3 separate regions of the Mus musculus genome follow, and regions 2 and 3 are each linked to region 1. Evidence: chromatin loops called from intact Hi-C (ENCODE). Cell type or tissue: heart. All regions are shown on one strand.

Region 1 (2,500 bases):
CTAGGGTTGCTTAATTATACATGTCTCTTGCCCTTTATACAAACTCCCCGTCCCCTTCTCAGTGTGGATGCACTGAATAAACCCCTCGTTTTTCACAATTACTTGTTCCTTTCTCATATGAAGATAGCTGAGGGAGGGGAAGGGGTAGCATGTAAAGGCTGCCAGAAGTCAGACTTTTGACCTGAAAACTTCAGTTATAAGCCAATGATCCAAAATCCTATGAATTAGAGTTACAATCAATCTAGGGCAGTGGTTTTCAACCTGTGGGTTGCGACCCTCTTGGGGGTCACATATCAGATGCCCTGTATATCAGATACTTATTTTATGATTCATAACAGTAGCAAAATTAGTTATGAAGTAGGCAATGAAAATAATTTGAGGTTGGGGTCAACTCAACATGAGGAACTGTATTAAACGGTTGCAGCATCAGGAAACTTGAGAAGCACTGTTTTAGGGAGTCAAGCTGAGTAGCCAGTTTGCCACTTGTGTTAACAAAACAATGTTAGCTACTTTCAAAAGGACAGAGCCTTTATTCTGGGAGAAGAAATCAGAACAAAAGTCAGGACGGAACTGCACTGGAACTTCTGCTGCTGCCTTTCTCAAACATTTTTAAACATAGATATAGAAATGTTACTGTGAAAAGCTACATGTGACACTACTCATAGCTAGGAGTCTCAATACGTGAGCAGTTTTTGGTTGGTTGGTTTTTGTTTGGTTTTGATTTGATTTACTTTTTTCTTTCTGTTAGAAAGAAAATGGAAGTGGTTTCTATAATAATGAACATATCTAGTTCAAAACAGCCCCTTGTGCACACATCATTGCATGAAGTAAAGAAGGACATGCAGGAAGACGCTTATCTGTTTGTATGTGTTTGCAATGTAAAAATTCTTTTCTACGTACAAAGCTTCCTGCATAACTTCTTTCTCCCCTTCTCCTGCCCAATGTTCTCTGTCAAGCTGGTTTTGCTTATGGGGAAACAGACAAGCAACAAACACAAAGAGTTCTCTTAACCTAACCCTCAGTCAGTTTTGGAAATGCTTCTTCCCCCTTTGTGTGTGGGGGGTCTGGGGACGGGCAGAGGGCAGCCTTTTAAGAAACCCTAAAATGTCTCATTTATTCTCTTTCATGAAGAAACAGGAGGCTGATGAGGGTGTGTTAGTAGTGCCCTCAGTTAATCAAAGAAATAAGAGTCCCTGTAGGAGGAAGTAAATAGGGTGACATTTAATAAAGGGCTTAAATCAGGCTGCAGAGAAGACAAATAAAAGCAGCTGTATACCGAGCCCAGAAGAACTGAGTTATTTTTTCTAGCGTTTTAAAGGCAGTAAGGAAACTAACCAATGTATCGCTCCCTTTCTGCCTCTGAATAATTCAACTTGTAACCAAGATCCATGTTTTTCAAAGACAAAAGTCAGCTGTAGCAAAGTACACTGAACTGTAAGCTCGTCAAAATGATATGTGACTGACAGAAAAAATGTGCAGGAAGACATTTCTAAGAAAACAAGACACTTTGTAACCAGCCAGTTTTCTATTTTATTAAGCCTGAAATCCCTATGTCTTAATCCCCCTTTCCTACCTACCGCCCTCCATTTTCTTCTGGAATCTTTTACTTTCTTTTCTGTCTCTTGGCTTCTGTCTCTCTCCTCTTTTAAACCAATGTGTTTTAAATATTTACTTGTTTGTAAGAACAAAGCCACACATTCAAATTAGGAAAGTGATCCCCACCTTGTATGCTGCTCCAAGCCGGAGATCCAAGAAATCAAAGTAGTTAACAGCTAAACTGGAAGTGCAAGCAAAGGGAGAAAACAACTTCAAGTAAGAATTAAGAAACAATTCTTTGCCTCAGCAATATTCCCTTGTGCTTCTAACTAGCTTGTATCTGTGACTTGTTGTTCGCTCATAAAAGAAAAGGTTAGCACCCAGAAGCATTAAACCCAATCAAAATACTTTAAAAATTCAACGGATGCTAGAAAGCAATATGAATTTTTCTGATCGCCCCCCCCCCCCTCGGAAAGCGCTTCGGTTGCTTTTGGAACTCTAAACTGCTTTCCAGTCTCAGGCTTCACAGTAGATCTCTCAATAGAGAAGCAGCAGACGTGCCTATCCCCAGCTCAAATTCAGAAGCTCTGAAATTCCAGAAGCGATGGACTGGAAAGAAAAGACAAGGAGGGTGATAAAATAGTTACCTTGAGTCTCGAGCCAGGTACTGCCAAATCGAGCTTCAGTGCCTGTCTGCCTCAGTGCTGTGAGGGCTCACCTCCACAGAGGAATGCCTTTCTGTTCTTCCTCTCCCTTGCTGTGTGTTTTGGTGCTTGATTTGAGTTTTCCTCTTTAAAACTAGCAGTCTTGTAGACCCTCCTCCTCTGCTATGACATACTTGACTTCCTCTCCAGCTCAGCCAGCCTCCCGCTCTATTCTGCAGCCAGACAAGAAGCAAAGCAAAGCAAAGCAAAGCAAAACAAAACAAAACAAAGCAAAGCAAAGCAAAGCAAAGCAAAGCAAA
Region 2 (2,500 bases), 200 kb before region 1:
TAAATGATTTCAGAATAATTTCTTCTATAATTCAGGTTTTCTATAACAGTAATACTCCATTTTTTGTTTTCTTTATTTAATCCATAATGATTATGTTAATTTCTGCCACGACTATTGTGTGCCTGTCAATTTTTACCTTTACTCTTGTCTGAAAATAATATTTGTAGTTTTTAAAAATCATAAACGCAATGCATATTTATTCATCAAATTCACAATCTTATAAAAATAGAAAATAAGAATTATTTACAATTTCAGCTCTTACTAATAATTACCTTTATCATAATGGAGTATAGCCTTTCAGATTTTTTTCACACATACAGTCTACAAGCTTTTTGATGCTGACACCTACACACATGTATTGTTTCCATTTGTTAAGAAAACCATAAAAAATAACCCCAAATATCGTCTATTATTTTCTCCTAACTACAGTGCATTTAATGTATTTTTTAGAGACATGTAATACTACATGAATTAGCCACCATCTTTTAGACACAGGGATTATTTTATTGTATGGCAAAATCATAGTATTCCTGTCACAGACCCATTTAACTAGCTAAACGCTATTTTTTAAAATGCCACGTTGTTTATATATACTTTTCGAATTGATTATTAGGTCTTTCTAAACAAAGGTGCAAATCCTTAAAATGTCCATTTGTATTTTCAAACTGCCCCATTACAACAATTCATACTACGACTAGCATGAGAGTGCATTTTCTCGGCTCCTGGTCAACAAGGTTTAACGTTCTTTTTTTTTTTTTTATCGCTGCCAATATGATAAACCCGAAGGAAAAATCTCATTGTGTTTATTTGAATCCCTTTGATTAGGAGCGAGCCTCATCTTTTCAGAAGCCTGTTGGCCGTTTCTCGGCTTCTTTTGTAAAATGCTCGCTCCCGCCATGCCTTCCCTTCCCCCAACCGGGCGCTCATTCTCCCTTTTTGCTTTGTCAGAGTTCTTTACTATTCATTTTTCGTCCTTTGCCTGGGATCGGTTCAATTCAGGCTTTCATCCTTTCACTGCCTCCCAGATTGCGAACCCACATTCTCCATTGGTCTTTCAGTGGCTGCTAAAGAAGCTGCCTCCCTCTTCCTCCTCCTGGCCTCCTCCCTTCCCCCCTCGCCTCGCCCGCCTCGCCTTGGTCCCCTGGCTTTTCTCTCCAGCCTCCTTCCTTTTCCTTCTCTTCCCCCCTCTCTTTGTTTATTTCTCCCTCCCTCTCCCTCTCCCTCCCTCCGCCCCCCCTCCTCTGCAGGGCAGGAGTTTTGCGCTCGGCCGCGAGACGCTCGCTGGGCTGGCGCCGCGTCAGCAGGGGGCGGGGCGCGGCCGGGGGCGGGGCGGGGCGGGGCGGGGCGGGAGCGCGGGCGCCGCAGCTGCAGGAGTCGCTGGGAGTGCGCGCGGGCAGATCACAAGGCGGCGGCAGCGGAGACGGCCTGCAGGACCTGCTCTCTCAGCCCTCAGCCGAGGCCTACGCCGAGCCGAGTGCGCAGCCGACGACCGGGAGGAGCCGCAGCCTTCAACTCTGAGGTACTGTGATCCGCGCTGCCCGCCGGGCCGCCCCAGTCCGCTGCTGCGGCACCTCCTTCCCTCGCGCCCTCTTCGCTCGCCAGCGCCTTCCCTGTGAGCCTGCGTCACCGCGGCCGCCATGGCTGAGAACGGCGAGAGCAGCGGCCCCCCGCGCCCCTCCCGCGGCCCTGCGGCGGCCCCAGGCGCGGCCAGCCCGCCGGCCGAGCCCAAAATCATCAAAGTCACTGTGAAGACCCCCAAAGAGAAGGAGGAGTTCGCGGTGCCCGAGAACAGCACCGTGCAGCAGTTCAAGGAAGCGATTTCCAAACGCTTCAAATCGCAGACCGATCAGCTCGTGCTGATTTTCGCCGGAAAGATCCTGAAAGATCAAGATACCTTGATGCAGCATGGCATCCATGATGGACTGACTGTTCACCTGGTTATCAAAAGCCAGAACCGTCCGCAGGGCCAGGCCACCACGCAGCCCAGCACGACTGCGGGAACGAGCACGACGACCACGACCACCACCACGGCGGCGGCGCCGGCGGCGACGACATCATCGGCTCCCAGGAGTAGCTCCACACCTACCACCACGAATAGCAGCTCCTTTGGGCTGGGAAGCCTTTCCAGCCTTAGTAACCTGGGCTTGAACTCGCCCAACTTCACCGAGCTTCAGAACCAGATGCAGCAGCAGCTCCTGGCCAGCCCTGAGATGATGATCCAGATCATGGAAAATCCCTTTGTTCAGAGCATGCTTTCGAATCCTGATCTGATGAGGCAGCTCATCATGGCCAATCCACAGATGCAACAATTGATCCAGAGAAACCCAGAAATCAGCCACCTACTGAACAACCCAGATATAATGAGGCAGACGCTGGAAATCGCCAGGAATCCTGCCATGATGCAAGAGATGATGCGAAATCAAGACCTGGCTCTCAGTAATCTCGAAAGCATCCCAGGTGGCTACAATGCTCTGCGGCGCATGTACACTGACATTCAAGA
Region 3 (2,500 bases), 190 kb before region 1:
TTGGAATCCCCAGCACCCATGTGAAAGACGAGGCATTCATGTGTATGCCTCTAACCCTTGAAATGTGGAGTGGAGACATCCCAAAAGCTTGCTGGCTAGCCAGGTTATCCCAAAGGTGAGCTTCTGCTTCAGTGAGGGACATTTCAAGGCAACGAGGCAGAAAGCAGTAGCGGAAAGCACCTGATACTCTACTCTGCCTCTACAGGCTTATGTGTACCTTCACACATGTGTATGCACCACACACAAGGCACACACTCAGAGACAGAGAGAGACGGACTGAGGGAGAGAGAGAGAGACAGAGACAGAGAGAGACAGAGACAGAGAGAGACAGAGAGTCAGAGAGAGACAGAGAGAGAGTTAGTTCTTGGGCTAATGTGTATATTAGCAAACAAGCTAATTTCAGAAAATATGCTATAGTTGACTATTAAAAATATTCATGAGCATGATAAACAAAAACTGATATTCTGCTATAATATGGATTTCACAATACCATCTTGTCATATAGTTAATTTCTCTGTTACATTGGAATAGCAACAATCCCTAGTAAAGTCATTGTTATAACAATTTTATATCATAGCACAACTTTTTAAAATTAAATTTTATTTTTTACTTATCCACTTTACATCCCACACTGCCCCCCTTCTGGCCACCCTCTCCCACAATCCTTCCTTGATCCCCCCTTCTCCTCTGAGTAAGTAGGGGGCCCCTGGGTATCTTCCCCCTCCCCTGACCAATGCTGGCACTTCAAGTCTCTGGGAGGCTAAGCACTTCTTCTCCCACTGATACCAGACAAGACAGCCCAGCTCTAGAATATATCCCACGTAGTACCATTTTTATGTTCCTTGGTTTATCAATAAGGCTAGATAGCTTCCTTAATGTTGCATTGTTATCAAGTGTCAAACTCAAGATTTGAACCCAATTCTGAGATTCTAGAATATTTTCCTAACAATTCCATAACTATGATTTTGCTATACTATACTAATTTTGTATAATATACTATACCACATTAAATCTATTAAATATATCCACCTATTAATCTATCATTAGAGACTGTAGAATTTTATATCAGGTGGCCTGGTATTGCTCAGTAGACACTTATCTCTTGTTAAATAAACACATCTTTGCTGCTATTTACCTTGGAACAGGTTACATAAAAATGCACGCATGAGAACCGTCTTTGTCATAAATGAAAAAGCAATCTAGAGTCCTGCCTTTGTGACATTTGAGTTAAGACAATATTTGAAACTGCTTTTTAATATCATCTGTTTGCAGTGGCCTAATACATGTGGTATGTCTGAAGTTGGCAATCACTTGTGCTCCAGCTGCCCTGGACGATGTCTGCTTTAGGCTGCACTGTCTCTAGAGACCTCGGGAGACAATAGCAATTGTGTACCTCACTGAGGCTTTTGACAGTTCCTTTAAATGGCCTTGAGAATCAAATGGAGTAGCAATAGTTAGATCAGTGGTTCCCAACCTGTGGGGCGCGCCCCCTTGTGGGGGTGGAGGTCGATGGCCTTTTCACAGGGTTCACATATCAGATATCCTGCGTATCAAAAATCATTACATTACGATTCATAATAGCAGCAAAATTACAATTATGGGGTAGCAACAAAAATAATTTTATGGTTGGGGGTGTCACCACAACACGAGGAATGCTATTAAAGGGTCGAAGTATTAGGGAAGTAGAGAAGCACTAAGCTAGATGATAAAAGACAGAGATAATAGGCTGTAGATGGTTAGCGCTTTGGACCGACTGTGTTCAGTCAGTCAATGCATATGTGCCAATCAATGTGGATAGATATTTCTTGTCCTGTTACAGACGTACACAGAAGACAGAGAGCCTAGGGGAAAGATTGAATCTACTAGGATTCAATCTAATAGAACCTAATATGAATTGCTATTCATTGCAGAATTGAGCTTCCAAGAGTAGGTGGTTATGTAGCTTGAGTGTGGCATATGTGAAGAAGACTGGGTTTTATTTACTATAAGTTCAAGATGAGCTAGTTGTGTGGGGTTACAGTGCATACACATGTAATGAAATTTTAGACGTTGTTAGAAGAGGCATGATGCCCAGAACAAAGAATGTTTTGTTCTGTACTTGATAGTTTATGTGGGAGTCTGGGCCATATCAGAGTGCTACAATTAAGATGTGCATAGATAACTTGGAAAGTGACCAAGATGGTGAGTGGGTTCCAAACAGACACAACAATTATTGAAAAGGTCAGGAATGCTTTCATCTAAAGAGATGGTGGGTAGCTTCAAGTAACGGAAGGCCTGCCACGCAGGAGAGCAGTGAGGTTTTACTTGGAGTACCTCCAGAGGGCAGATTAGTGAAGACAAGACAAGAAACCTGAAGTTTGCCCTGCGGTTACAGACTTTGTAGCAGTTAATCATAGATACCTTCCAAGCTAATTGAAGGAGAAGTTGAATCAGAAGCGCACTCTGTTGAAATGGTCAAGAATGGTTTCATGGGGCTGGAGAGCTCAGTGGTTAAGAGCAC

The links. Peaks named below come from ENCODE experiments on the same cell type or tissue, not always from the same donor. Only the 100,000 strongest peaks of a DNase experiment are listed, where the experiment ranks them.
Region 2: a loop joins it to region 1, with 2.6 times the contacts of the local background. A loop is called at or near these places in 6 of 42 quality-filtered maps.
Region 3: a loop joins it to region 1, with 2.9 times the contacts of the local background. A loop is called at or near these places in 6 of 42 quality-filtered maps.

The regions. Positions count from the first base shown.
Region 1 is chrX:153,693,902-153,696,401 of GRCm38, forward strand. Kctd12b (potassium channel tetramerisation domain containing 12b) reads right to left here and starts at 2,379. Exons shown (of 3, transcript NM_175429.4): 1 at 2,184-2,379; 2 at 1,723-1,777. In heart, no CTCF peak of the experiment used is centred here; no DNase peak of the experiment used is centred here; H3K4me3 peaks cover 1,661 bases; H3K27ac peaks cover 1,561 bases.
Region 2 is chrX:153,496,817-153,499,316 of GRCm38, forward strand. It overlaps Ubqln2 (ubiquilin 2), which reads left to right and starts at 1,416. Exons shown (of 1, transcript NM_018798.2): 1 at 1,416-2,500. The coding sequence starts at 1,638. In heart, no CTCF peak of the experiment used is centred here; a DNase peak (open chromatin) is centred at 1,295; H3K4me3 peaks cover 2,130 bases; H3K27ac peaks cover 2,169 bases.
Region 3 is chrX:153,504,684-153,507,183 of GRCm38, forward strand. No RefSeq gene overlaps it. Among named protein-coding and RNA genes, the nearest start is that of Ubqln2, 7.7 kb to the left of the region's middle. In heart, a CTCF peak has its summit at 1,492 (motif pointing left); no DNase peak of the experiment used is centred here.